Linked DNA regions of Homo sapiens: all the other regions are linked to region 2. A link is a loop called in an ENCODE intact Hi-C map of the cell type or tissue named here. Cell type or tissue: pancreas. All regions are shown on one strand. Each heading gives the region's core, and the rest is flanking DNA. Links, peaks and the distances in the headings are about the cores only.

Evidence for each region. A loop is a pair of places that touch in the nucleus more often than their neighbours do. Peaks named below come from ENCODE experiments on the same cell type or tissue, not always from the same donor. Only the 100,000 strongest peaks of a DNase experiment are listed, where the experiment ranks them.
Region 1: it touches region 2 in a loop (15-fold over the local background); 9 of 110 quality-filtered maps call a loop at or near these places.
Region 3: it touches region 2 in a loop (13-fold over the local background); 12 of 110 quality-filtered maps call a loop at or near these places.

What each region holds. Positions count from the first base shown.
Region 1 is chr17:21,420,579-21,430,561 of GRCh38, reverse strand. No RefSeq gene overlaps it. Among named protein-coding and RNA genes, the nearest start is that of KCNJ12, 49 kb to the right of the region's middle. RefSeq lists an enhancer at 5,156-5,655. In pancreas, for the core only: no CTCF peak of the experiment used is centred there; a DNase peak (open chromatin) is centred at 7,352.
Region 2 is chr17:21,702,100-21,712,082 of GRCh38, reverse strand. It overlaps KCNJ18 (potassium inwardly rectifying channel subfamily J member 18), which reads right to left. Exons shown (of 3, transcript NM_001194958.2): 3 at 7,471-9,352. The coding sequence starts at 9,296. The coding sequence ends at 7,995. Among named protein-coding and RNA genes, the nearest start is that of KCNJ18, 15 kb to the right of the region's middle. In pancreas, for the core only: no CTCF peak of the experiment used is centred there; DNase peaks (open chromatin) are centred at 4,052, 6,562 and 6,922.
Region 3 is chr17:21,409,108-21,419,090 of GRCh38, reverse strand. KCNJ12 (potassium inwardly rectifying channel subfamily J member 12) reads right to left here. Exons shown (of 3, transcript NM_021012.5): 3 at 1-3,804. The coding sequence starts at 3,748. The coding sequence ends at 2,447. Among named protein-coding and RNA genes, the nearest start is that of KCNJ12, 38 kb to the right of the region's middle. RefSeq lists enhancers at 7,386-8,345, 8,346-9,306. In pancreas, for the core only: no CTCF peak of the experiment used is centred there; DNase peaks (open chromatin) are centred at 3,660 and 4,260.

The sequences.
Region 1 (9,983 bases), core at 4,852-9,851, 280 kb after region 2:
TCCCCCACTTCTCAAGACCTTAATTTAAATCACATCTGCAAAGATCCTTTCTCTGTGTCAGGGAACTGTCCTAGGTTCCAGGGGTGAGGGCCTGGATAATTCAGGGGCCGTGATTCCACCCACTGCAATGTGTCTTCTCTGACCCTGCTTGAGTGTGCTGGCAAGGACTGCTGCCTTGTCATCCATTCGTATTAGTGTCTGCAGCATTTGGCAATATGGTGTTTCTATTGAGAGAAAGTCATAATCAAGTAAAATTCTTTTTTTTTTCCTTTGCCTGAGAGAGAAAAATCTCCATTCCACTATTCTCCCAGATCAGCTGCTTTTGGAAGGCAGGGAACAAGGCAGCATCAGTGAATTCCACAAGCACTGACCCGTTGCCACATTCCTTTGATATAAAGTAGCTTCCTGAGTCAGAGCAATTCTGAGTGGGACACCATGATGGTGAAAAGGTCTGTGGTTAACAGATCATACTTCCATGGAAGGATTGCGGGCAGAGAAGATAAGCCCATATTCAGAGTAAGTGCCTCTTCCAGGGAGAACATCTTGCTGCCCTCTTCATCCTGGAAGTGATCAAATGCAATCAGTCTGCCACGGGGATCCTGGGAAAAGGTGTCACCTCAGGCTTTTCCTTGGCTTGTAGACAGCCATCTTCTCCCTGTGTCCTCACATGGTTGACCCTCTGTGCACACCTTCATTCTAATCTCTTCTTATAAGGACATCAGTCCGATTGAATTAGGACCACCCTCATCACCTCACTCAACTTTAATTACCTGTTTAAAGATCCCATCTTCAAATGCAGTCACATTCTGAGGCACCAGGGTTAGGGCTTCAACATATGAATTGCGGGGACACAGCCCATAGCATGAGGAAAACAGCTCCCTTGCATTTGGTGGGCGAGCACAGGAGGAGCCAGGGGTGGAAAAGTCCTTTGATAGGTGAGGGATGATTCGGATGAAAGGGACAGAAAATGCAATTTAGAAAGTGGAGTTTGGGTACAGCCTCATCACGGGAGCTGCTCTGCGTTCTCGGGTCATGCAGGCTGGCATCTAATGCCAACTTTCCCCTGTCCATCAGCGCCTGTAGCCTCCACGTCCTCCTCACCCATGGTGGCCTCCACGGACCCCACTCAGCCCCTTCCATCAGCACCACCTGCTCCCCATCTATCACTTCTTCCTGGGAGAGCCCCACTCTTGGTCTTTTCTAAGCCTGCTTCATAGTAAGTGGCTGAAACCTGTGGGATAAGCTCCCATTAGCTTGTAGATTCTGCTGCCATAAATGTATGGTCTGACCATTGGTCAACTCCAACACTGTGTGGGAACTGTCCATCCATCCGTGCGTCCATCCGCCCATCTGTCTGTCCATTCATCCATTACAGATAATTTGAAAAGTGCCTTCCTTATGAGCTAGAATGTCTGTGCACAAAACAGACAAAGTTGGCTGCTTCTTGGAGCTTACATCAGAGATCTCCAAACTTTTTCTATAAATGGTGAGATATTAAATATTTTAGGCTTTGTAGGCCATATGGTCTCTGTCACAACTACTCAATTCTGCCATGGTTTTGTAAAAGCAGCCATCAACAATTCATGAACAATTCATGAAATGAGTGTGGTTCTGTGCCAAAGGACATTGGGATTTCATTCCACGTTCATGCATCATGAATACTATGCTTCATTAATAGAGCACAAAGGAAGCCTTCCTTTGACCCTAAAGAACCATGTTATCTGCACAGTACAATTGCTTTGATTCCTCCTGTTTTTGTCTTCATGCTGCCATCGTGGGTACCTAGCACACTGTCAAATAAGGCTTTATTGCCTCTTAGCTCACGTAACAAAAATACTTCTGTTTTGTAAGTTCCCTCGTTTAAAGGGAAACATGCTTCATCTGATTTAGATATATCAGTCTATTCCAACTTAATTTGGAGTCTTAAAAATTAAGGATGGCCAGGCGTGGTGGCTCACGCCTATAATCCCAGCACTTTGGGAGGCCTAGGTGGGAGAATTGCTTGAGGTCAGGAGTTCAAGACCTGCCTGGGCAACACAGCGAGACCCTGTCTCTAAAAAAAAATTAAGGATGCATTGTTTGAACATATACCTTACTATTTTAGAGATGAATGTTTTATTTTTGTGTCGTAGATACTGATGAATAGATGTTTAATTGTTGCCAGAGTTCAATAAACAGCCCATGTTACTGGTGGTGGTGTCAGTTGTTGCAACTAGTTTAGACACTATTTAATCACTTATCTTCCAAATGTCATTCTCTTTGCTTAGCAAATGTATTTCTGTGAATGTACAATGAGTAAATAATGAAACACAAAGGAAAAAAGACAAGCTTAAAATTGGAATATCATTAAAATATTCATTCTGTATTGTTATTTACTACCTAACCTGACCCCACTGGGACTTTCGATAAACATGATTTTAAGTGAATTTTGGTGATTTTTCCACCCTAATTTGAATAACTTCACTGTGTCCTCTGATATCTCATTGCTGGAAAGGATATTTGGCCAACTGAGTGCTGGTAAAAACAAGACTTCACTGTATTCATCAAGGATGTGTGGGCCTGCTACAGATCCTGGAGTCATGTCAATTTAGCAAACGCACAAGAGCCAGACACCAGTGCCTGGAGTTGAGTCCCTTACGGTGTTCCCCAGATGAAGCAATACATCCTGATGACTAGTGTTTTCCTGGCCTCCACGGGTTCCAGTTGGAATCCCTTGCCTAGACACATTCCAGGAAAATGGCTTCAGGGTACAATTATCATGAAAGTTTCCCCTTAAACCCAAAACAAGCAAGAATAAAATAAATAAAAATATGGAAAGGTTGATGTATGTGCTTAGTCAAACAGTCAAAGAGCAGGAAGTATTCTATTCCCATATTAGTTTTGAGATTCACATTGTTTGGCCCTTTATATCACTTGAACATCATGAAAATGACAGTATTGAGCCCAGAATCTAAGACTTACAATTAATAGTGGGATTCACTAATGGCTCCTTTTGGGGGCATGACTTCCTGCCGCCATTTTCTGAGCAGAATGCCTTCATTGCAAGCCCTCGCAGAAAATCCCTTTTCAAAGGCAGACGATGCAACATGTGCCACATCCCAACATAGGTCAGCTGACTTAGGACTCGAAATGCTTTCATGGATTCTGTCCATGTCAGCACCAGGATTTTCACCGCTGAAACCAGTTCAGGCAAACACACACACACAGAGGCCACACAGGGAAAAACACATAGTGGAACACACATACACACATGACACAGGATGGCTTCGGGGCCAGTTAACCCAAACTCTCCCGGGACTCACTTGTGGCTCCAAGTTTTCTGTTACCCCAGGAAACAATAAAAGTGGCTCTAGCTCCCTTTTTCCAGTCACCCGCCCCATGTTCTCCAATGCGGACCCTGTTCCTCCCTTAGCATGAATGTTCTGGAAACAGATGTGACTCCACGCCCCAGCTCGCCTGCATGTCCCTGCACCTTCATTTCCCAGGCATGGCCATGGGAAAAAGTGCGGGCCACAGCTGGTTCAGAGCAAGGGGGATGGGACGCTGATGGGAGCTGCCCAGGCCTGGGACTGGGCTCTGATTTTTGTCCTTTTTAAATGGACAGTCCTGCTTCTTGTCCATAGCTCTTTGCTGGTCAATCTCCCCAACGCCCATTAGCAGAAAGGCAGGGGCTTTTGATTTGGGTCATTTCAGCCAAGGGCCAGCCAGTGTCTTCCAGGGGCTGGCGAGGGCGTGGGGTGCAGAATCACTACGGATGCGCCTGCTATGTAACTCAGGGTAAAGTGTAACTTGGAAATGAAAATATTCTGTAAGTCAGGAGTTATTTCCGGTCAGTAAAAAAATTCAGTAAATAGTTTTGCACATTTGAATGAAAATACAGTCAATATGAGCCATCCTTCATAATCCATGTGGATGGTCTTCCTCAGGCAAGCTCAAAGTTTCCTATTTTCTCTGTCCTCCTCCTCCCCGTTCCCCAGCACACACCCTACTCCAGATGATATGCACTGACAGGCCTTTTGAAACCCTTTACTGCCTTTACACGGCCCACACCACCTGGACAGCACCCTTTTCCCAACTCAGAAAATGGCCCGGGGTGCACAGCAGCCCAGCCTGCCTGCCTTAGTCCCTGCCAGGAGGGATTTCTGCAGCCACTTGTGCAGCAGTGGCCGGCCCAGCAGCAGGGAAGTGTGGAGCAGGGCACTGAGCGAGAGGAGTCGTCTCTGACTCCAAAGAGGGCGTAAGTCAATGCCAGCACCATAGATCCAAGATCTAGAAGAATGCCCCAGAAAATCAGGGCAGGCTGTTCATGTACTCGCAAGCCAAGACATCTGTCTGCATTTCTGTCTGTGTCCACCTGAGAGCTACCCTGAGCTCCATCCATCCACTTACACAACTTTCTATCTTTACAGCATCTTTCTGTCTACCTGTTGCTGTTAGTGGATATTTGTCTCTGTCTCCACTTTCTGCCTGTCTGTTAGTCCACGTCTGTCTCTCTGCCTGTCTTTCTGCCTCATCCAACCATCTCTTTTTATCTGTGTGTCAATCTTCCTACCAATTTGCCTCTGTCATTCCCAATGCCTTCCACCCCCGTGCCCTCTCCCAACCTCGCCTTGCCACATCCTCAGTGTCTAGGTGTCTGGTGTCTTTAATCTCTCAGTCACTTGACTCCATCCACAGCTGGTGACTCGCCAGTCTCAACCCACAGACCCAACCTCTCCTCCAATGTGTCTGAAATCCAGACAGGCTGGTGGCTCAACATACAAGGTTTTTGTGGCAACTTCTTTTTCTTTCCCCACTTTAAGAAAAATTTAAGGTGTAATGTACCTATACTCATCCTTTGCTGTGCACCGTCCTGTGAGTTTTGACAAAGTGCACATATCCGTGTAGCCATGATCAAGACACCAAGCCCCAAAACTGCCTCCTGTCCCTCGTGGTAACCACGCCTCCACCCTCAGCCCCTGGCAGCTACAGATGTGTTCTCCATCCCCTACTCTATTCACAGCTTCCATGGACACACGTGGGACCCACAGCAGGAAGTGGCGGGGCCTGGCTCCTTCCACTCAGCCGCTTCCTTTGGGACACATTTGTGGTGCCAGGTGTCAATATCCTCCTTTCTCCCTGCTCGGGACGCTTCCATCTCGGGGTGGGCCATGGCTTGCTTGTCCCCTCATCAGGTGAGGCACATGTAGGCCACTTCCTTGTTTGGGTGATTACTAGTAACACTGCTATAAACATCCACTTACAAGTTTTTGTGTGAACATGAGTCTCATTTCTCTTGAGTAGTACCTAGTTGACAAAAGGTGGGATCGTCTGACAAGTGTACGTTTAACTTTATCAAGAAACTGCAAACCAACCTCCAAAGTGGCTGTGCCTTTGTTTGCATTTTAAAGCATCCAGAGAGGCCATCACTCTCCGCAAGCTTCTCCTCCTTAGTCCTCCCCATCTGCCTGGCTGCTCCCACCCAAGTCCACAGACCAGCCTGGATGCCGCGATGTTTCCTCGGGCCCCTTTTTGGGCTGCACACTCAGCCCAGTCCCAGGGCCCTCCTCCCTGGCCTGCTTCCTACATGGCAACAGGAATGATCCTGAAAAGTCAAACATGTCAGGGGTCTTTCTTGCTTCTATCACACTTGGAGTCAGCAGATCCCAGCCCCAGCCCCAGCCTATTCCTCCTCCCCGGCTCTAACTGGCCCAGCCCCACTGGCCTTCCCTTTCTCCTCCAGCCACAGAGCACCAGTCCAGGGTTGCCCCACCTGGGATGCTTGTACCCCAGATCATGGCAGCTAGAGAGGAAAGCTGGTGCTCAGGCAGTGCCCATGTGCCAGGTGAAGCCACAGGCGTTTGCCTACTTCTTACCCGCGGCTTTATGATCATCAGCCCCATTTTACAGAGGAGAGAACAGGCACAGAGAAGTTAGTGCAGCCAAGGTCTTCAGAGTCCTCAGATGTCCTCTCTGGGTGGCTCCAGGACTGGCATAGGGTCATGCCTAAGAGGACCCCTAGCTTTCATTCCCTGCTATTCACTTGTCCATGGCATTCATAGTGTTTACGGCTTCTGGGCTAAGCGCAAAGGGAGTGCCCTCTAACAGCCATGAAGTGAAAGCCACGACCCACCATTGCAGCCTCCAAACAAGTGCAGGGCGAAGACCCTTGAACTGTCCTGGTGTTCCGTAGGGAGCACCCCATCCTCCCTCAGGTCGAGCAGACTTGGGGGCTGGGGGTTGGGGCGGGCAAGAGTGCTCTGACTCTGAGATTCAGCACTGGGTTCAAGAAATTACTCTGGCCCAGCCCAGCCCCTGTGGCCTGAACTCCCTCAGGGTCTGGGAATAAGCCTCAGGGCACGTGCACTGGGAAATGAGAAGCATTCAATCTCAACTTCATCTCACTCTCAGAGAAGTTTTGCGATTTCTTCCTTGACAGACAAGGGTGAGCAGTGCCCAGTGCCTACTATCCTGTCGCCCACAGATCAGGAGGCATTCCCATGCCCTGTGACATTGCTGGCCCCCTTGGGAGGGGCTGTGCTCACCAGCCAGGGAGGCAGAGGCCATTAGCAGGTCCGTGAGGAAATAGAGCCATTGGTATACCACCAATGTATCTGTTCATATTTTGATAACTGCATTTCCATAAAACAGATTTCCTTTGAAACTCAATGTGTTTTATTTTTTGCCTTTCGAAATGTTATTCTGACAGCACAGTGGATCCTGGTCGGTGGGTCCCTAATTTGAGGCTGGGGTTGCTTGTGTGGCCCACCCCCCAGCACCTCTGGCATTAGCTGTGCAGAGGAGCCCCTGGGACCCCTTGTGGACCCTATCCCTTCCTGCTCCTGGTCACTGGTGGTTACCACCCTACCCTGCCCTGCAGCAGGGTCCCAGGCACCCCAGGGACAGGCCCACACTGCACCAACTCTGGCTTGAAGGTCCTTTTACATCTTGAAGCAGCTAAGGATTTACTGAGTGCCTACTGGGTGCCAGTGCTTGCAGTTCTTGGGGCTGGGACCCAGCTATGAACAAAGCAGAACAAAAAGTCCTGCTCCCAAGGGCTGACATTCTGGGTTGGGCAATGCAGCCACGCTGTGGCTATGGTGGAGGCCGGGGAGGAGCTGGGAACAAGACTGAAGCTGGGCCCTGCACAGAGTCCTTGGGCTCTCGGTGACCCGCCTACCCCAGCCAAGCATCTTCCTTCTGCTGTCTCCCACTGCAAGGCCTTTGGTTGTGCCTGTCCCTCTCCCTGGGAAGCACTTCCCTGTGTGCCTGGCAAACACCCACTCATCCCGCAGATCCCAGAGGAGGTGTCACTTCCTGTGGGAGGTCCCCGGTCCCTCCAGCCAGGCCTCCGTGCCTCCGGACGCAGCCCCTGCATGTGTCCCGCTGGATCCCGGGACCACGCTGCTCTGTAGCTCCTTGCTGCAGTGGACATGGTTGGGGCCACCCAGATCCGGTTCCTGGGAGGAGTGCCCATCTCCCTGCCACCCTCCTCTGGAGAATAGTCCTGGATCCATAGGAGCCACCTCCTCTCCCAGGGTGGCTGCAGGCAAGGAGTGACTGATGAGCGCAACAGCCGCCACCGCAGCCCCACCCCCCTCACCTAAGGAGGACAACGCCTTGCCCCTCTTCACACTCCTAGGAGTGCCAGACAGTGATGGGCTCCAGTGGCACCCACATCCCTCCTCAGCTCCTTCCTGCTTGGGCTGCTCCCCTCTCCCCTATCCTTCCCTGCACCAGAATCCCCACTTGTAGAGGACTCAGGCCCAGACTCTTGTTCACCATCTGCTGGGCCTGGCTTCCTTCCCACCTGGCCCCTGATGCTCACAGTGGCAGCTCATAAACACTTGTTTGAAGGAATGAATGGAGCTCTTGTTCCATAGAAGGCAACTGAGGCCCAGAGTTGGCCAGTCATAAACACTTAAGGGCAGAGTCCAGAAGCCAGGCCATCCAGGTCCCAGTCCAGCTGTGGGTGAAAGGGGAGCCGCCTTCTATGTTTTCTTGGCAGCACCGAGGAGGAAAGCGGGTGGAGTACCCAGAGCCTTCCTTGGGCTCAAATCGCCTTCAGCACAAAAGCCCTTGTCCGCTCTGTTCCTGGTTCCCAGTTCCAGTTACCCCAGGCTGGGCTGCTCTCCCCTGGGTGTGGCCGGTGGCTGGGCCCCATCCTGTCTGGCTCAGCAAAAAGGGGGCCTCAGGTGGCAAGACCTGTAGAGCCCTCTGTGTGGGAGAGACGCCTGCAGGGCCCACACCCCCCATCCAAGCACACATGGAGCTCCTCCATGCCCTGCTCCTGGCGCTGGGCACCAGCGGGGACCGAGACGGCAGTCCCTGCCCCGCAGAGCTCGCAGCCTGGTGAGGACAGCAGACTGCAAGCCTGGGGGTGACCGCTGCCTCCAGAGGGAGCATCTGCCATCCCTCGCACTGGGTCCGGAAAGGCCTAGACTCGAAAATTGAGGAGCTGGGTCTGCTAAGACCTGAGGGGAAAGTGTCAGGCAGAGGGAAGGCACGCACAAAGGTCCTGGGGTGGGGGGACATGTGGAATGTCAGGGAAACCAAGGGACAGGGTGCCTGCAGCAGAGGGGCAGGAGCAGGAGTGAGAGCAGGGAAGGTTGGGCTGCACGGGGCGGGCTTGCAGAGGTGAAGCGGGCAAGGAGCAGCTGGGGTTTTATTGCCAGTGTTAAGGAGAAGCCAGGGAGGGTTTCAGGCAGGGAACTGCAAGGCCTGATTCTGGTTGTAAGAAGACCACTCTGGTGCCGGGTGGAGAGTGGGCTGAAGGGGGTCCGATGTGTCCTTGGGGCCCCCACTGCTGTTGGGGAGCACACAGGCAGCTCTGATCTGGGCTGTGATTCCTCCCAAGTTGTGGGGGTCCTCCCTGCAGACCGGTTTTAGGAAGGGAAAAGTGGAGATGAGTCCAGGGCAGGCCCCAGCTGGGGCACCCCTCCACTGGCAGAGACCGCAGCCCAGCCCTGGTCACCAGCAGGCAGAGGCCCTGAGGTGTCCAGTGCCCAGCAGGGTGGCAGCATCTGGGTCAACTGACTGAAGGGCCCAGGGCCTGGCTTAGATCCCAGCTTGAGGAACTACCCTGTGGGGGCCTCGAGCAAGTCCCTTAGCTTCCCTCGACCAACCTCCTCTAAAATAGGTTAGCAGTGCCTCTGAGGCCTGCTGACACGGGCCAGCCCAAGATCAAGGGTGGGGCCTGACAGACCTCAAACATCAAGCTCGCAGGCGCTCAGTGAACGCTCACAAGCTCTCCACCCCCATCCCAGCTCTACCTGTTTTAAAGCAGATTCTGGATTGGGCTCACATCATCCCTGGAGAGGCAGGGAAGTGCATGGAAGTCACGCAGACCTGGGGTTAGGCCTGGGCTATGTGTTCCTTGCTGTGACCTTGAGCCAGAGCAGCACCTCCGGGTGCCCCTCAGGAGGGCGGGCAGTGCCAGTGCAATCTGACTTAGCAGAAGGCAGGCACTGAGGAGCACTCACTATGTCAGGGTTCTTTCTCCTCCTTTCCAACAAACCTGTGAGCTGGCCATTCTTATGAACACCCCCTTTTTGCAGATCAGGAGACCGAGGCTGGAGGGGGAAAGGAATTCACAGGAGGTCCCCCAGCAAATGAGTGGCCTGCATTCTGACCCAGGGCCCTTTGCGGCATTAGTACAGCCAGGACAGCGCACCTGGAGACTCTACGATAAGCATTTGTTGAGCACCAACTGGGGCCAGGGCCTCATGCCTACCAGTCAGCGCCATGGGAATGGCCCGGAGGGCTTGAGTGAAGACAGATGCTACCGTGTTTTGGCCCCAGTTGGCCTTGATCCTGCTACTGGGGTCCCAGGAGGGCCCCAGAGTCAGAAAGGAGGTCCCCACCAAACCAAGCCACCTCCAGGGTCCCCGGGTCACCCCAAGTCCAACCCAAGGGAGCTCCCACTGGGAAGCCTTCATGACCCCCTAGGCCCTGGCACCCAAGCCCCTGCTCCACATTCTGCCATGCACGGCACCATCACCCAG
Region 2 (9,983 bases), core at 2,039-7,038:
CCATCCATCTACTTACACAATTTTCTATCTTTACAGCATCTTTCTGTCTACCTGTTGCTCAGTTAGTGGATATTTGTCTCTGTATCCACTTTCTGCCTGTCTGTTAGTCCACGTCTGTCTCTCTGCCTGTCTTTCTGCTCATCCAACCATCTCTTTTTATCTGTGTGTCAATCTTCCTGCCAATTTGCCTCTGTCATTCCCAATGCCTTCCACCCCATGCCCTCTCCCAACCTCACCTTGCCACATCCTCAGTGTCTAGGTGTCTGGTGTCTTTAATCTCTCAGTCACTTGACTCTGTCCACAGCTGGTGGCTCCCCAGTCTCAAACTACAGACCCGACCTCTCCTCCAATGTGTCTGAAATCCAGACAGGCTGATGGCTCAACATACAAGGTTTTTGTGGCAACTTCTTTTTCTTTCCCCACTTTAAAAAAAATTTAAGGTGTAATGTACCTATACTCATCCTTTGCTGTGCACCGTCCTGTGAGTTTTGACAAAGTGCACATATCCGTGTAGCCATATTCAAGACACCAAGCCCCAAAACTGCCTCCTTTCCCTCATGGTAACCACGCCTCCACCCTCAGCCCCTGGCAGCTGCGGATGTGTTCTCCATCCCCTACTCCATTCACAGCTTCCATGGACACATGTGGGACCCACAGCAGGAAGTGGCGGGGCCTGGCTCCTTCCGCTCTGCCGCTTCCTTTGGGACACATTTATGGTGCCAGGTGTCAATATCCTTTCTCCCTGCTCGGGACGCTTCCATCTCGGGGTGGGCCACGGCTTGCTTGTCCCCTCACCAGGTGAGGCACGTGTGGGCCACTTCCTTGTTTGGGCGATTACTAGTAACACTGCTATAAACATCCACTTACAAGTTTTTGTGTGAACATGAGTCTCATTTCTCTTCAGTAGTACCTAGTTAACAAACGGCAGGACCGTCTGACAAGTGTACGTTTAACTTTATCAAGAAACTGCAAACCAACCTCCAAAGTGGCTGTGCCTTTGTTTGCATTTTAAAGCATCCAGAGAGGCCATCACTCTCCGCAAGCTTCTCCTCCTTAGTCCTCCCCATCTGCCTGGCTGCTCCCACCCAAGTCCACAGACCAGCCTGGATGCCGCGATGTTTCCTCGGGCCACTTTTTGGGCTGCACACTCAGCCCAGTCCCAGGGCCCTCCTCCCTGGCCTGCTTCCTACATGGCAACAGGAATGATCCTGAAAAGTCAAACATGTCAGGGGTCTTTCTTGCTTCTATCACACTGGAGTCAGCAGATCCCAGCCCCAGCCCCAGCCCATTCCTCCTCCCCGGCTCTAACTGGCCCAGCCCCACTGGCCTTCCCTTTCTCCTCCAGCCACAGAGCACCAGTCCAGGGTTGCCCCGCCTGGGATGCTTGTACCCCAGATAAGGCAGCTAGAGAGGAAAGCTGGTGCTCAGGCAGTGCCCCTGTGCCAGGTGCTGCCACAGGCGGTTGCCTACTTTTACCTGTGGCTTTATGATCATCAGCCCCATTTTACAGAGGAGAGAACAGGCACAGAGAAGTTAGTGCAGCCAAGGTCTTCAGAGTCCTCAGATGTCCTCTCTGGGTGGCTCCAGGACTGGCATAGGGTCATGCCTAAGAGGACCCCTAGCTTTCATTCCCTGCTATTCACTTGTCCATGGCATTCATAGTGTTTACGGCTTCTGGGCTAAGTGCAAAGGGAGTGCCCTCTAACAGCCATGAAGTGAAAGTCACGACCCACCATTGCAGCCTCCAAACAAGTGCAGGGCGAAGACCCTTGAACTGTCCTGGTGTTCCGTAGGGAGCACCCCATCCTCCCTCAGGTCGAGCAGACTTGGGGGCTGGGGGTTGGGGCGGGCAGGAGTGCTCTGACTCTGAGATTCAGCACTGGGTTCAAGAAATTACTCTGGCCCAGCCCAGCCCCTGTGGCCTGAACTCCCTCAGGGTCTGGGGATAAGCCTCAGGGCACGTGCACTGGGAAATGAGAAGCATTCAATCTCAACTTCGTCTCACTCTCAGAGAAGTTTTGCAATTTCTTCCTTGACAGACAAGGGTGAGCAGTGCCCAGTGCCTACTATCCTGTCGCCCACAGATCAGGAGGCATTCCCATGCCCTGTGACATTGCTGGCCCCCTTGGGAGGGGCTGTGCTCACCAGCCAGGGAGGCAGAGGCCATTAGCAGGTCCGTGAGGAAATAGAGCCATTAGTATACCACCAATGTATCTGTTCATATTTTGATAACTGCATTTCAATAAAACAGATTTCCTTTGAAACTCAGTGTGTTTTATTTTTTGCCTTTCGAAATGTTATTCTGACAGCACAGTGGATCCTGGTCGGTGGGTCCCTAATTTGAGGCTGGGGTTGCTTGTGTGGCCCACCCCCCAGCACCTCTGGCATTAGCTGTGCAGAGGAGCCCCTGGGACCCCTTGTGGACCCTATCCCTTCCTGCTCCTGGTCACTGGTGGTTACCACCCTACCCTGCCCTGCAGCAGGGTCCCAGGCACCCCAGGGACAGGCCCACACTGCACCAACTCTGGCTTGAAGGTCCTTTTACATCTTGAAGCAGCTAAGGATTTACTGAGAGCCTACTGGGTGCCAGTGCTTGCAGTTCTGGGGGCTGGGACCCAGCTACGAACAAAGCAGAACAAAAAAGTCCTGCTCCCAAGGGCTGATATTCTGGGTTGGGCAATGCAGCCATGCTGTGGCTATGGTGGAGGCCGGGGAGGGGCTGAGAACAAGACTGAGGCTGGGCCCTGCACAGAGTCCTTGGGCTCTCGGTGACCCGCCCACCCCAGCCAAGCATCTTCCTTCTTCTGTCTCCCACTGCAAGGCCTTTGGTTGTGCCTGTCCCTCTCCCTGGGAAGCACTTCCCTGTGTGCCTGGCAAACACCCAGTCATCCCACAGATCCCAGAGGAAGTGTCACTTCCTTTGGGAGGTCCCCGGTCCCTCCAGCCAGGCCTCCGTGCCTCCGGACGCAGCCCCTGCATGTGTCCCGCTGGATCCTGGGACCACGCTGCTCTGTAGCTCCTTGCTGCAGTGGACATGGTTGGGGCCACCCAGATCCGGTTCCTGGGAGGAGTGCCCATCTCCCTGCCACCCTCCTCTGGAGAATAGTCCTGGATCCATAGGAGCCACCTCCTCTCCCAGGGTGGCTGCAAGCAAGGAGTGACCAATGAGCGCAATAGCTGCCACCGCCGCCCCACCCCCCTCACCTAAGGAGGACAACCCCTTGCCCCTCTTCACACTCCTAGGAGTGCCAGACAGTGATGGGCTCCAGTGGCACCCATATCCTTCCTCAGCTCCTTCCTGCCTAGGCTGCTCCCCTCTCCCCTATCCTTCCCCTGCAGCAGAATCCCCGCTTGTAGAGGACTCAGGCCCAGACTCTTGTTCACCATCTGCTGGGCCTGGCTTCCTTCCCACCTGGCCCCTGATGCTCACAGTGGCAGCTCATAAACACTTGTCTGAAGGAATGAATGGAGTTCTTGTTCCATAGAAGGCAACTGAGGCCCAGAGTTGGCCAGTCATAAACACTTAAGGGCAGAGTCCAGAAGCCAGGCCATCCAGGTCCCAGTCCAGCTGTGGGTGAAAGGGGAGCCGCCTTCTATGTTTTCTTGGCAGCACCGAGGAGGAAAGCGGGTGGAGTACCCAGAGCCTTCCTTGGGCTCAAATCGCCTTCAGCACAAAAGCCCTTGTCCGCTCTGTTCCTGGTTCCCGGTTCCAGTTACCCCAGGCTGGGCTGCTCTCCCCTGGGTGTGGCTGGTGGCTGGGCCCCATCCTGGCTGGGTCAGCAAAAAGGGGGCCTCAGGTGGCAAGACCTGTAGAGCCCTCTGTGTGGGAGAGACGCCTGCAGGGCCCACACCCCCCATCCAAGCACACATGGAGCTCCTCCATGCCCTGCTCCTGGCACTGGGCACCAGCGGGGACCGAGATGGCAGTCCCTGCCCCACAGAGCTCGCAGCCTGGTGAGGACAGCAGACAGCAAGCCTGGGGGTGATGACTGCCTCCAGAGGGAGCATCTGCCATCCCTCGCACTGGGTCCAGAAAGGCCTAGACTCGAAAATTGAGGAGCTGGGTCTGCTAAGACCTGAGGGGAAAGTGTCAGGCAGAGGGAAGGCACGCGCAAAGGTCCTGGGGTAAGGGGACATGTGGAATGTCAGGAAACCCAAGGGACAGGGTGCCTGCAGCAGAGGGTCAGGAGCAGGAGGGAGAGCAGGGAAGGTTGGGCTGCATGGCGCGGGCTTGCAGAGGTGAACGGGCAGGGAGCAGCTGGGATTTTATTGCCAGTGTTAGGGAGAAGCCAGGGGGTGTTTCAGACAGGGGGCTGCAAGGCCTGATTCTGGTTGTAAGAAGACCACTCTGGTGCTGGGTGGAGAGTGGGCTGAAGGGGGTCCGACGTGTCCTTGGCGGCCCCACTACTGTTGGGGAGCACACAGGCAGCTCTGATCTGGGCTGTGATTCCTCCCAAGTTGTGGGGGTCCTCCCTGCAGACCGGTTTTAGGAAGGGAAAAGTGGAGATGAGTCCAGGGCAAGCCCCAGCTGGGGCACCCCTCCACTGGCAGAGACCGCAGCCCAGCCCTGGTCACCAGCAGGCAGAGGCCCTGTGGTGTCCAGTGGCCAGCAGGGTGGCAGCATCTGGGTCAACTGACCGAAGGGTCCAGGGCCTGGCTTAGATCCCAGCTTGAGGAACTGTGGGGGCCTCGAGCAAGTCCCTTAGCTTCCCTCGACCAACCTCCTCTAAAATAGGTTAGCAGTGCCTCTGAGGCCTGCTGACAGGGGCCAGCCCAAGATCAAGGGTGGGGCCTGACAGACCTCAAACATCAAGCTCGCAGGCGCTCAGTGAACACTCACAAGCTCTCCACCCCCATCCCAGCTCTACCTGTTTTAAAGCAGATTCTGGATTGGGCTCACATCATCCCTGGAGAGGCAGGGAAGTGCATGGAAGTCACGCAGACCTGGGGTTAGGCCTGGGCTATGTGTTCCTTGCTGTGACCTTGAGCCAGAGCAGCACCTCCGGGTGCCCCTCAGGAGGGCGGGCAGTGCCAGTGCAATCTGACTTAGCAGAAGGCAGGCACTGAGGAGCACTCACTATGTCAGGGTTCTTTCTCCTCCTTTCCAACAAACCTGTGAGCTGGCCATTCTTATGAACACTCCCTTTTTGCAGATCAGGAGACCGAGGCTGGAGGGGGAAAGGAATTCACAGGAGGTCCCCCAGCAAATGAGTGGCCTGCATTCTGACCCAGGGCCCTATGCGGCATTAGTGCAGCCAGGACAGCGCACCTGGAGACTCTACGATAAGCATTTGTTGAGCACCAACTGGGGCCAGGGCCTCATGCCTACCAGTCAGTGCCATGGGAATGGCCCGGAGGGCTTGAGTGCAGTGGAGACAGATGCCACCGTGTTTTGGCCCCAGTTGGCTTAGATCCTGCTACTGGGGTCCTAGGAGGGCCCCAGAGTCAGAAAGGAGGTCCCCACCAAACCAAGCCACCTCCAGGGTCCCCGGGTCACCCCAAGTCCAACCCAAGGGAGCTCCCATTGGGAAGCCTTCATGACCCCCTAGGCCCTGGCACCCAAACCCCTGCTCCACATTCTGCCATGCACGGCACCATCACCCAGGAATGACTCGGGCAGGGGATTCTTATCCATGATTGTCTGGAATCATCATCGAAATCCTGCAGAAAGAGGGTGCCCTGAGTCCTTTGCTGATGCAGAGGAGTGGAGAACTCTCCACTCACATAGTTTGGGAAGGGAAGGAATTCTCTCCCCACAAGTCCCTGCTGAAGACCTTGGAGATCTGGGGCTGAGCCTCAAGGTACAGATGAAAGTCTAGTTTCCCAAAACTGGGCCGTGTGTGTTCCCTCACCCCACTCCAGGCTTGTCTCGTCACCTCAGTGGAGACATTGGCACGCTCTGAAACTCTTCCTCGGCCCCTGCCTGCTACAAGCTGGAGCAGGGCTTCCCCTCCTGGGAAAGGAGTTGCCTGTCTCAGGTCAGCCTCCCCCAGCTGGGGAGGGCACTGCTGCAACTGCAGGCACCCAGCACATCCTTGCAGAAGGAAGGGAAGGCAGGAGGCTCGGCCCTGCCACCTGGGAGAGGTGACATCATGGGACAAGCCCTGTGTGCTTGCTGGAGACCACTGGGAGCTGCAAGGAGGGTGAGCTCTGTTCCGTCTCCCAACAACTGCCACCATGCCCCACCCTCACCCATGAGGAAGCCCCAGGAAACCCCCACCCAAGGCGGAGGCTGAGGAAGCCGGGTGGATGCCCAGCACGCTGTGGAGCCATGCAGGGGACCTTCAGAAAACACATCTCGACACAGGGGACCTCAAAGAGATCAAAATGCACTTAATGTGATCTAGTCTCATCGCCTATGTCTTTAGATACTGCTGTGCATTGAAAATAACATGAAAATTCTCCAGTTTCACCATTTAAAGTAATTTGACATTCTATGACCTCACGCAGGGCAGACACCCTATACAGGGGCCTCCCAACAGTGGCTCCTCCCCACCCCCCAGGACCCTCTGGGTGGGGACCGGGCAGCACAGCACCAGCAGAGGCTCAGGGGGTGGCCACCATGCTCTGAGCAGCAGGCATAGGCTGCACACAGACACACACTCAAGTACATGGGTTCACATGGGCACACACACAGCCTCCTACACAAGAGCCGGACGCACACGCTCACCTCCGGTCATCCCAGTTGGCAGGAGGGGGTAGTGATTCCTCTCCTTTCCTAAGATCTTTCCTCTGCCATTCAGCGTTGACCAGGGCCTGGCTGTGCCCTGCCTGAACTCTGCTGTGCTGCTCCAGGTGAGGGAGGGACAGGATGTGGTCCTATGTCAGGCAGACCTGGCCCCTGCCACATTCACAAGGCAGACAGAGGGGCTGGAGGAACTTCAGCAGCGGAGGTATGGGCGAGGTGGGGTGGGACAGGGTTGCAGGGAGATGAGCGAGCCCAGAAAGAACAGGACAACACGGAGTCTCTAACGCACGACTCACACTGTGGGCCCAGTGGGGACGGGGCTGCCAGCTTCCTCCTAGCCTGGGATCCTGACTTCCCTTCCCAAGGAGGCATCCTGGCCTATGGCTCCTAACCACCCCTCACTGTGGAATTGGGCGGAGGCCTGGACAGAAATGGAGAAAGAAGCAAAACAGGAAAATCGAGGGTGGGAGGAGGAACCCTCGATGGCAGGTCCCATGCCTGGCCCTGAGACACATCTCTAAGGTACAAAGGCAAACTCTAAAAGCTCAAACCACTTTCTTCCCAGACCCACCCAGCACCCCAAAGACAGCAGAAAGCTTTTATTACAATCATTAACATGGTCTTGATTTTTCTATCACAAACAGAGCCTAGCTGGCTCGTGAGCTCGACAAAGTGCGGCCCCAGAGCACCCTGCTTGCCCAGGGACTGCAGTGCCCACATACACGGGGAGAGGCCGGTCCCACCTCGGGGAACCCTCTGGAGCCTCCAGCCAGCTGCTGCATCCTGGCAGACCCATGGAATTCTAATTGTTCTTTTTGCCCCCTATGAATTAAAATTTTTTTCTCCAATTGCATGGTTTTTTTTTTTTTTGTAAACAGTCTCACCCAAGCTAAGGTCGAGAAAGCTGAAACCCGGTGTTTCTCCCCAAGTTAAAAACCAGCAAGGAGCACCGCAGCTAGCCAGCCTTGGACAGCAGAGGCTGGGCCCACCATCGAGCTGGGCTGCTTCCCCGCAGGCTGCAGCTCCATCTTCAGGCAGAAGCCCTGGCCCCCGTGGCCTGGCCCCCCAGGAGGCCACTTCTTTGCCCTGAGCCTGTGATAGCCTCTGAGGCCGGGGGCTGCCGCTCTGGCTGCCCCCTCTCCGGCCAACCTTCTGAGGCCTTTGCAAAGAAACATAAAACGACTAAAACGCTACTGAGTCTGCAACCCAGGGCACTGGGCCCGTTCTGCTCAAACCCAGGGCCCCTGAGCGACCGCGGGGCCTCTCCCCGGCCAGGGGTGGATGCTGCATGTCGGCCAAGGTTGGCTCAGATCTCTGACCCCCGTCTGTAGGGCCGCTGCTCCAGGACCCCGCCGCCAGCCTGGAGTCTGTCAAAGTCATGCCTGGCCTGGGGGCTGAGGCCATCCCGGCTTCGGCCGTCCTGGTCTCCGTCCGCCTCATCCTCCTCGTCACGGCTCAGGAAGGCCAGCTCGTTCTCATAGCAGAAGGAGTTGGCACTGGGCAGCAGGAACTTGTTCTCTACCAGATCCTTCGCACTGCAGCGGGGCGTAGAGGGCACCTCATAGGTCTTGTGGAAGTGCGAGTAGTCAATCTTGTACTGGTTCTTCTCCTCGAAGAGCACGGGCTCAAAGCGGTGACCCCACAGGATCTCATTGGCCAGGTAGGAGCTGCGGGCCTGGGTGGTCATGGCTGTGGCCTCCACCATGCCTTCCAGGATGACCACGATCTCAAAGTCGTCCGTCTCCAGGTCCTGCCGGCTGATGCCGAAGAGCGGGCTGGCCTCGTCAATTTCATGCAAGATGGTGATGGGCGACACCAGAAAGATGCGGTCCAGGCCCTTGTCGAAGCCCACATCGATGTCGATCTGGTCCAGCGGGATGTACTCGCCCTCCTCGGTGACCCGCGGCTTGATGAGCTGCGCGCGCACATGGGCCTCCACAATGTGGCTCTTGCGCAGGTTGCCCACACGCCACATGAGGCAGAGCTTGCCGTCACGCAGGGCCACCACGGCGTTGTGGCTGAACAGCAGCGTCTGTGCCCGCTTCTTGGGCCTTGCCATCTTGGCCATGATGGCACCAATCATGAAGGAGTCGATGATGCAGCCCACGATGGACTGGGCCACCACCATGAAGACGGCCACCAGGCACTCCTCCGTCACACAGCGCAGCCCGTAGCCGATGGTGGTCTGCGTCTCGATGGAGAAGAGGAAGGCCGCCATGAAGCCGTGCACCTGCATCACACAGGGTGTGCGGCCGTGGCCCTCAGCCGGCTCCAGGTCACCGTGTGCCACCGCGATGACCCAGAAGATGACGCCGAACAGCAGCCAGGAGGCAAGGAAGGCCAGCGAGAAGATGAGCAGCATGTAGCGCCAGCGGATGTCCACACAGGTGGTGAACATGTCAGCCAGGTAGCGCTGTGACTTCTCGTCCATGTTGGCGAACGCAATGTTGCACTGGCCATTCTTCTTGACGAAGCGGTTGCGGCACCTGCGCCGCGTGTGCACCTTGCCGTTGCCGAAGCCGTTGGCGCCCGACATGGTGACCAGGTGCAGCCCGTCCTCCTCCAATGACACGATGCTGTAGGGGTTGGCCCGGCTGGCCGCGGTCATCCCGGGGGTTGGGGGACCCTGGCTCACCCCCAGGCTAGCTCCAGGCAGGGCGGCTCCTGGAACAGAGAGGACAGCATGTCTGGCTGGGCTGGTGGCTCCAGGCTCCTCTACCCCCATCCCAGGGCCCCCAGACGTGACTGGAGGACGCTTCCACCCTGATTGACCCACAATCATGCTCTGGTCTTGCCTAAGCCAGCTCCCCACTCCGCCTTCCCAGTGCGAGTGGCCACCCCCTTCGGGCCCCCAGCAGCTCCAGCCAAAAACCTCAGCTCCACACCTCACTCCCACACTGAGGGCTCTGAAGAGTCTATTTAGGATCCGACCCCTTCTCCCACCCTCAAGGCCTGAATCTAACAGTGCCTGCCCAGCCAGTTCGGGGCACAACTTGCCAGCCTCTCTGCCTCTGCCGATGGCCCCCCAGTCTCCATGGCAGCCACAGAGGGCCTGTGGAAGCTGAGTCGGTGCCTATCCCTCCCTTGCTCAATGTCAGAGGCCCCCCAGGACATGCAGAACCTGCACAGGGAAGCTCCTGACCCCTCGGACTTCACCTCCCAGCCTCCTCCAGCGGACTCCCCATCCAGCCACAGCCCCTGGCACCAGGCTGTCCCTCAAACCCACCCTGGACACCCTCCCGCAAGACATCCTGCCACTGCCTCGCCACCTTGGCACCAGAGGCCTCCTTGTGCC
Region 3 (9,983 bases), core at 1,262-6,261, 290 kb after region 2:
CTTTAGCACAAGCAATAAATAAATAAATAAATACGAGGGAAGGAAGAAAGAGGGCAGGAGAATCAAGCATCTGCCGCCTTTGGGGAGATGAGGCGCTGGGGCTGCTCTCCCGCAGGGTGGGGGCTGGGAGGTAAGAGCACAGACCTCCAAGAGGGCCAGGAGGTGGGCCTGGGGTCCTCGGACTCAGCTCTGGGTCGGGGGAGTAGAAGGCTGTCTCACTGGCCCTGGAAGGGCACAGGCCCCTACACCAGCACCAAGTGACCAGGGTCACCACTGTCCCTCAGCATGGCCATCAGGGAGGCGAAGTGTCAAGCTCTCCCCTGCCAACTTCACCCCAGTACCCAGGGCTAAGGCTGAGAAGGCCCCTAAGGCTTCGGGGCTAGGCCTGGGAGCAGGAACCAGCTGAGGCACCCCTGGCAGACCCCGAGAGGAAAGAGCTGCCTCGGCGGAATCTTCTATGCCAGAAATGAGTGTGGGGCTGAAGCTGGGACAGGATGCTGAGTCGGGCCTACCCCAGGATGTAGGGGTCGGGTGTCTTGACTTCCATTGCCCCAGACCTCAGGGCTGAGTCTTCAGCTGCTAAGGAGGGGAGGAGGTGGAGGGAAGAGGCAGACACCCCCACCCCACGCCCCCAGCCCCTCTCTGTCTCCTGCACCCCACCCACTCACTGCATGACCCCCTCTGCTCTCTGCCTCAGCTTCCCCACTTGGGCCAGAGTCCTCGGTGCCTTCTGGCTCTGAGCTGTCTCGGGGTGCCTTCTGGCTCTGAGCTGTCTCGGGGTGCCTTCTGGCTCTGAGCTGTCTCGGGGGCAGAGTTGGAGCAGGAGACACATCCTTTCTGATTACTGGCTTCTGGAGAAGCCCGACTAGAAGAGAGCAGGTTTTCTCCGCAGCCCTGGGAAGGGCCTGGCTCTACCATGGACCTGACCCAACCAGCTGCCATGAACAAGATGGGGTGGCAGAGCCAGCAGTGACAACAAGGGGACCCCAAACCTCTTCCTGATGAGGGTGCCATAGTGCCTCAACCTGGGGGAGGGTGGTGGAGGAGCGGCCCTGGAAGACTCGGCAGGAATTCTGTTCCACGGCTGGTTTCTGATTCAGCTTTGAATGAGCGTGGCCCTCCCCAGTCATCCCAGTTGGCAGGAGGGGGTGGCGATTCCTCTCCTTTCCTAAGATCTTTCCTCTGCCATTCAGCGCTGACCAGGGCCTGGCTGTGCCCTGCCTGAACTCTGCTGTGCTGCTCCAGGTGAGGGAGGGACAGGATGTGGTCCTATGTCAGGCAGACCTGGCCCCTGCCACCTTCACAAGGCAGACAGAGGGGCTGGAGGAACTTCAGCAGTGGAGGTATGGGAGGGGTGGGGTGGGACAGGGTTGGGGGGAGATGAGCAAGCCCAGAAAGAACAGGACAACCCGGAGTCTCTAAGGCACGACTCACACTGTGGGCCCAGTGGGGACGGGGCTGCCAGCTTCCTCCTAGCCTGGGATCCCGACTTCCCTTCCCAAGGAGCCATCCCGGCCTATAGCTCCTAACCACCCCTCACTGTGGAATTGGGCGGAGGCCTGGACAGAAATGGAGAGAGAAGCAAAACAGGAAAATCGAGGGTGCGGGGAGGAACCCTCGATGGCAGGTCCCATGCCTGGCCCTGAGACACATCTCTAAGGTACAAAGGCAAACTCTAAAAGCTCAAACCAGTTTCTTCCCAGCCCCACCCACCACCCCAACGACAGTAGAAAGCTTTTATTACGATCATTAACATGGTCTTGATTTTTCTATCACAAACAGAGCCTAGCTGGCTCGTGAGCTCGATGAAGTGCGGTCCCAGAGCACCCTGCTTGCCCAGGGACTGTGGTGCCCACACACACGGGGAGAGGCCAGTCCCACCTCGGGGAACCCTCTGGAGCCTTCAGCCAGCTGCTGCATCCTGGCAGACCCATGGAATTCTAATTGTTCTTTTTGCCCCCTGTGAATTAAAAAAAAATTTTTTCAATTGCATGGTAATTTTTTTTTTTTGTAAACAGTCTCACCCAAGCTAAGGTCAAGAAAGCTGAAACCCGGTGTTTCTCCCCAAGTTAAAAACCAGCAAGGAGCACCGCAGCTAGCCAGCCTTGGACAGCAGAGGCTGGGCCCACCATCGAGCTGAGCTGCTTCCCCGCAGGCTGCAGCTCCATCTTCAGGCAGAAGCCCTGGCCCTCGTGGCCTGGCCCCCCAGGAGGCCACTTCTTTGCCCTGAGCCTGTGATAGCCTCTGAGGCCGGGGGCTGCCGCTCTGGCTGCCCCCTCTCCGGCCAAACTTCTGAGGCCGTTGCAAAGAAACATAAAACGACTAAAACGCTACTGAGTCTGCAACCCAGGGCACTGGGCCCGTTCTGCTCAAACCCGGGGCCCCTGAGCGACCGCGGGGCCTCTCCCCAGCCGGGGGTGGATGCTGCATGTCGGCCAAGGTTGGCTCAGATCTCTGACTCCCGTCTGTAGGGCCGCTGCTCCAGGACCCCGCCGCCAGCCTGGAGTCTGTCAAAGTCATGCCTGGCCTGGGGGCTGAGGCCGTCCCGGCTTCGGCCGTCCTGGTCTCCGTCCGCCTCATCCTCCTCGTCACGGCTCAGGAAGGCCAGCTCGTTCTCGTAGCAGAAGGAGTTGGCGCTGGGCAGCAGGAACTTGTTCTCTACCAGATCCTTCGCACTGCAGCGGGGCGTAGAGGGCACCTCATAGGTCTTGTGGAAGTGCGAGTAGTCAATCTTGTACTGGTTCTTCTCCTCGAAGAGCACGGGCTCAAAGCGGTGACCCCACAGGATCTCATTGGCCAGGTAGGAGCTGCGGGCCTGGGTGGTCATGGCTGTGGCCTCCACCATGCCTTCCAGGATGACCACGATCTCAAAGTCGTCCGTCTCCAGGTCCTGCCGGCTGATGCCGAAGAGCGGGCTGGCCTCGTCAATCTCATGCAAGATGGTGATGGGCGACACCAGAAAGATGCGGTCCAGGCCCTTGTCGAAGCCCACATCGATGTCGATCTGGTCCAGCGGGATGTACTCGCCCTCCTCGGTGACCCGCGGCTTGATGAGCTGCGCGCGCACATGGGCCTCCACAATGTGGCTCTTGCGCAGGTTACCCACACGCCACATGAGGCAGAGCTTGCCGTCACGCAGGGCCACCACGGCGTTGTGGCTGAACAGCAGCGTCTGTGCCCGCTTCTTGGGCCTTGCCATCTTGGCCATGATGGCACCAATCATGAAGGAGTCGATGATGCAGCCCACGATGGACTGGGCCACCACCATGAAGACGGCCACCGGGCACTCCTCCGTCACACAGCGCAGCCCGTAGCCGATGGTGGTCTGCGTCTCGATGGAGAAGAGGAAGGCCGCCATGAAGCCGTGCACCTGCATCACACAGGGTGTGCGGCCCCGGCCCTCAGCCGGCTCCAGGTCACCGTGTGCCACCGCGATGACCCAGAAGATGATGCCGAACAGCAGCCAGGAGGCAAGGAAGGCCAGCGAGAAGATGAGCAGCATGTACCGCCAGCGGATGTCCACACAGGTGGTGAACATGTCAGCCAGGTAGCGCTGTGACTTCTCGTCCATGTTGGCGAACTCAATGTTGCACTGGCCATTCTTCTTGACGAAGCGGTTGCGGCACCTGCGCCGCGTGTGCACCTTGCCGTTGCCGAAGCCGTTGGCGCCCGACATGGTGACCAGGTGCAGCCCGTCCTCCTCCGATGACACGATGCTGTAGGGGTTGGCCCGGCTGGCCGCGGTCATCCCGGGGGTTGGGGGACCCTGGCTCGCCCCCAGGCTAGCTCCAGGCAGGGCGGCTCCTGCAACAGAGACGACAGCATGTCTGGCTGGGCTGGTGGCTCCGGGCTCCTCTACCCCCATCCCAGGGCCCCCAGACGTGACTGGAGGACGCTTCCACCCTGATTGACCCACGATCGTGCTCTGGTCTTGCCCAAGCCAGCTCCCCACTCCGCCTTCCCAGTGCGAATGGCCACCCCCTTCGGGCCCCCAGCAGCTCCAGCCAAAAACCTCAGCTCCACACCTCACTCCCACACTGAGGGCTCTGAAGAGTCTATTTAGGATCCGACCCCTTCTCCCACCCTCAAGGCCTGAATCTAACAGTGCCTGCCCAGCCAGTTCGGGGCACAACTTGCCAGCCTCTCTGCCTCTGCCCATGGCCCCCCAGTCTCCATGGCAGCCACAGAGGGCCTGTGGAAGCTGAGTCGGTGCCTATCCCTCCCCTGCTCAATGCCAGAGGCCCCCCAGGACATGCAGGACCTGCACAGGGAAGCTCCTGACCCCTCGGACCTCACCTCCCAGCCTCCTCCAGCGGACTCCCCTTCCGGCCACAGCCCCTGGCCCCAGGCTGTCCCTCAAACCCACCCTGGACACCCTCCCGCAAGACATCCTGCCACTGCCTCGCCACCTTGGCACCAGAGGCCTCCTTGTGCCCCAGGAAGACCCATGTCCCATCCCTGCTATATCCACAGCACTGCCCCTTCTAAGGGCACAATGGCGGCAGCAATAACAATAACGTAGCCAGGGGCACTCAACCATCAACCCCACCCTGAGACCACCACTCCCTAAGGGTAGCACATTTTCTTTTTTTCTTTTCTTTCTTTTTTTCTTTTTTAGACAGAATCTTCCTCTCGTCACCTAGGCTGGAATGCAATGGTGCGATTTCAGCTCACTGCCATCTCCGCCTCCTGGGTTCAAGCGATTCTCCTGCCTCAGCTTCCTGAGCAGCTGGGATTATAGGTGCCCGCCACCACATCCAGCTAACTTTTGTATTTTAAGTAGAGACGGGGTTTCACCATGTTGGCCAGGCTGGTCTCAAACTCTTGACCTCAGGTGATCCACCTGCCTCGGCCTCCTGAAGTGCTGGGATTACAGGCGTGAGACGTTTTCTCTTTTGCTTCTTGTTGTCCTTCCCAGGGCCTAGAATGCGGCCTGCCACCCCTGTCGCCACCCACTTTGAACACCCCAAGCTGGGTCCCACCACCCTCCTGACACCCACATGCCCCACTCTACAGTGTCCACCCACATGCCATGCTTGCAGCTTCTTGGTCACCAGCAGTGCCAAAGAGGGTAAGATCTGGCACCCAGACATGGGCTGCTCCCTGGCTGACCTCAGCCGAGGGCCCTCCCCAGCCCCTGCTTCCCGCATCTCTAAGGAAGATTGCAAGGCTGCTACCCTAGCACCTGGGCAGTGCTCAGGGGTGTCACCTGTTCCCAGCACCACCCTCAGCTCACTGCAGGCAGCACCTGGCTCCAGGCCAGCCTACTGCACATTCAGGCACCCCAGGACAGGCCCCGCAGCAGGGCATCCATGCCAGCCAGAACAAAGCCTGCTCTCAGCCACTGACGTGCCCACCCCCGGGACACACAGGCTGTGCTGCCCCCACTAAAGGCCCCACACTGGCCTGTCAGTGACAGGCTAGGGCATCTGCAAGCTAGGGGCTATGGCACCGCCTGGCCCACAGCCACATCTGGATGGCAGCCTGCCTTGGCTGGGCTAGGCTGGAAGCAGGGAGACCTGGGCCTTCCAGCATTAGCCCCGACGGAGGAGCTGGACAGGCCCACCCCTCCCCGCCCACAGGGACCCAGCACCCCCAGTCCCAGTCCAGTCACACCATAACCTCAGAGCTAGACAAAGCCTTCTCCCTTAGCACACCTGCAGCCACATTACTCAGTTACGAAGACACTGAGGCCCCAAGAGAACATCCTGGGGGGATGGCACCACTGTGAACCAGGCGCTGCACACAGCCTTCTGCAGGCCTCTCAAGCCCTCCAGGGAGGGGTGGGCCACCCTGCTTTACAAACAAGGACCTGGAGGCCCAGAAGCCAGAATGGACTTGTCCCAGTCCCATAGGCAGGAGGCAGCAATGCCAGGACTCAGCCCCGGTCTGTGTGACCCAGCTTCTGGCCACGTCCACACTAGTCTGGGCCTCGGAGCGGGTGCGGCCTCTGAGCTCTGCTCCAAACACCTGAGCAACAGGTGATGGTGGAGCCGCCTGCCCGGCCAGGCTGTGGAACACTCCCAGGGGCTGCCTGGTTGCTTAGCCCCGAGCCCGCTGGTCCGAGCAGCACACAGCAACTGCCGCCTGAGAGAGACACAGGGAGAGCAGGCGGGGTCCTGGGCGCCTTGGGGGACAGATCCATCAACAGCTGCCCTCAGATCGTCCTCTCAACAACCCGGGGGTGCAGCCACCATCCAGGTTCAGAGAAGTTAAGTGACTTCCCCCAGGCCACACAGCCATTAAGCAGGAGAGTTGAGTTTTAAACCACCTCTAGCGCCGTCCCCCACCATGGGCCCCCAAGCTCTGCAGGGATGCCTTTCCTTACTCTGCCGTCCTCCCCCAACACCGCTGTGGCTGACCACCTCACCATGACGCTGAGGAGCTGGGACGCAGGGCCGGAATGGTGGACACTGCTTCTGCCTGGGCCTGGAAGTAGGGAGCCGGCAGCAGGGGGGACCCCTGAGGCTGTGCTGGGAAGGGGGCTCAGCCCCAGATTCCTGGACCCTCCAGAAAGAGGCAGCCAGGGCCGGGGCACTCAGACGCCGGCGTGAGGCCACCAGCTGACAGGGGCTGGATTTGTGTGGCCCAGGGGCCTTGAGGGACTTCCAGCGGGTCATGGCTGCTCCAGCCCCTGCTCCGAGCAGCTCAAAGCCTGCAAGGAACAGAATCACAAGAATTAAAGGCCAGAGAGCCCGGTCTGCATGTGCTCCCAGCAGCTGGCGGCCTCGAAACTGGCCAACTACCAGACTGGTGAGGGTGCTGCCACAGCTCCTGGCATCTCTGCCAGGGCTGGGCACCGCAGACCTGCCCAGATGGTGTCATACAGGCTTGGAAACCCCCACTTCTGTCGACGTTCCTCTCTGCGTGGTTTTACCACACAGAGAGCATCAACAAGGTCAAGTTCATGCCCCACTCCCTCATTTCTCAGAGCCAAAAACTGACAAAGACACCTGTCCCAGGACCCCTGGAAACTGAGCAGAAGAGAGAGTTGGAGCCCAGAATGTCAGTCCTCAGCCTCACACAGCCCTGCTCTGCCGTGTGTGCGTGTGTGTGTGTGTGAGAGAGAGAGAGAGAGAAACCCTCCCCAGGGGTGCTGGGAGCCCCCTCACTGGGCACTTGGTGAATACAGCACCACAAAGACAGACCCAGAAGGGGACCCTGGCATAGAAACCCTAGCACCACAAGCTAGACAATGTCTCAAGAACACTCCTGCGTAAACACAGGTGTGGCAAGATGTTACACAACCATGCGGCCTTCAAGGTCGCAATATAAGAAATATAGGACAATATCCTCCACCAGGGACACACAGGCCTTTTTGGCTCTTGCTCAATGGGGTGCATACAGTGAAATCAGACAAGACATGAAATCAGAGAAACTGTTTTGCTGGAAGAGGCCTTAGCAAGCAAGAAGGCTGGCTCCCCATTTCACAGATGGGAGAACCAAGTCCAAAAAGAAAAAGAGACTTGTCCCAGGTCACAAAGCAATTCAAGGGCCAAGACAAGGTGCTCACTACTAAAGGTAGGACCGTTTTCCGCAGACACCCAGGTTGGCCTGCCAGGGTCCCAGGGTCGCCGGGAGGGGAATGGGAGAGGGGCGCTGGGGTACACTACCTGAGCTAGACAAGGCGGTTTCAACACCAAGGGGCAGTGAAGCAAACCCAGGAGGGAGAGAGCAGGCAGTGGGGAGAGAGCACGGGCCCGGCAGACCCCCGGAGATCCCTGCTTTCCTGCTGGCCACAGTGCCTACAGACGCAGCCTCCCAGCGACCAGTCCACTTGAAGAACAGACCAGGACCTGGGCTGGGAGCTTTTAGAGAGGATGCCAGACGGCAGCTGCCACGTGACCTAAGGGTGGGGTCCAGGAGTCACCGGGAGGTGCTTCCGGATGGAACTGGATGCCCCATGCCCACTGCCCTGAGGCCCTGGGCTTCTCAGGTTTCGGTGACATCCGGGAGGAGCTCAGGGCAAGGCCTGGACCCACATTCCCAGACACCAAGAAAGCACTGACCGGAAGGGAGAGTGCAGGCGCCTGCATCACCCAGGGTAAGACATAGGGACTCGGAGGGGGAGGCGCCAACAGCCCCCATCCCCCATGCAGAGACTGTTCAGCTAGCTGGGGCGCCTCACGAGGCACGAACACAGCACTCAGTATCTATCAAGTGCTTACTACCTGCCACGTGCTCTTCTAAGAGCTTTAATAAACTGATTCATTTAATCCCTTCCATCACACTGTGATTATTATCCCCATTTTCCAGATGAGCAGACGGAAGCCTAGGAAGATTGAGTCACTGTGATGGTTACACAGCCTTTCAGGAGTGAAGCTTCCAGGCTGGGCTGTAGGGGTGAAACCAGTGCCCCACAACACCAAGACCTGAGGCCTGACTGTGTGCGTGGCACTGCAATCCTTTTGGTCCCAAGCCCCTGCAGTCCCAGGTGGTGATGAGATGTAGACTGCTGCAAATCGGCACTCAAAAGCACAGGTTCAAGGGCCCTCACCAGCACTCCAACCCACGGCCACTCACCCTCATTCGGAGATGGGGCACTCTACCTCATGATCAAGCCTCACCGTTGGAAGACCCCTCAGAGATCACTCAATGCAGGGAAGGCTGGCGCACGCCTCCCCGCCCAAGGTGCCTGCTCCAGCCTCGCCCAGGCAAGCACCATTCCTCAGCCACAGAGCTTCATCCACTGCATCCAGAGCAGCTCAGAATCTTTCCTAATCCAGGCACCATTCATCAGATGCAGCACTGGGGCCTGGAAAGCCCAGCCCTTCCTTTGCAGATGGGGAGACTGAGGCTCTGAGCCGGTGCCCTTGCTCCGTCACATAGGGTGTGAGAGGCAGGGCTGGCTGCAGGGTTAGGGGCTCTCCCTCATGGCAGGCCCTGCCCAGGGTATAGGACCACATCAAGGCTAGGCTGGGCACAGGCAGCCAGGAGGGGCACTCCTGGGGGACACTGCCAGAGCCAGGAGTGGGAGGCAAAGACGTGTTGGGCACCCTGGGGGCAGTGAGGAAGCTTGGCTGGATGGGGGAGAACCCAGGCTGGTGTGGAGGGGAGAGGGAGAGTGGTGGGTGGCATTCCTATGTCTCATAATCTGGGAAGAAGATGATGACCTCTTACACCCAATCCCCTTTCCAGGCCAAACCTCCCCACCAGAGACTCAGCTGACCTCTGTCCACGAAGCTAACCCATGGCCCTCAAACATTTGGGTCCAATGCCATGACGGCTTCCTATGCCAAATGCAGGCTAGGCCTGAGGAGAGAGGCAGCAGCAACACATCACTGTGTGCAGGGCATGGGGTGGTGGGTGCCCCACTGATATCCTAGGCCCTTACCACCTCAGGCCCACCTGTCTCAATTCCTACACCAACCACAGTGTCTCTCTGCCCAAAAGCTCTCTCTAGCCATGGGCACGCTCTGCCATTCAGAGGGCAGGCTGAGGAGCTGATGCTGCCAGGACAGCTTTCAGTCAGTGACTGATGGGAGCAGGTGGCTGGGCCCCAGCAAGCTGCCCCTGGGAGGGGCACTGCTTCCCTGGCCTCCCCAGCGGGAGTCGGCTCCAGTGCCCCAGCAGTAACTGTATCAATGACATGCCCTTTATCACTTCCTTCTCTTTCTCACCTCATTTCCTTATTTCCTGGGATCACCTCCCAGGAAACTACTTGCGCTGGAACCTTTGTCTCCTGGGCCTTCCTCATAGGGTCTCCAGTAGCCTCTCCACAGCAAAGGCTCTTGAACCCTGGCCTCCCCTCCTGGATGCCCCACACCAAGTCTCCTCCTGCTCTTCCTCCTCCTCCTTCTGCCCCACAATACTGAGCCGCCTTCTCCTCTGCCTCCTCCACCTCCTCCTCCTCCCCTGGCCCCCTTTAGGATCCTCTAGCACTGGGCTTTTCCCGTTCAGGCCAGAAGCTACTTCCCACCTTGTGTGAGAGTTGATCTTGCCCAGGCCCCATCTCTGACCAAGCTCAGAGGCCTAGAGAGGCT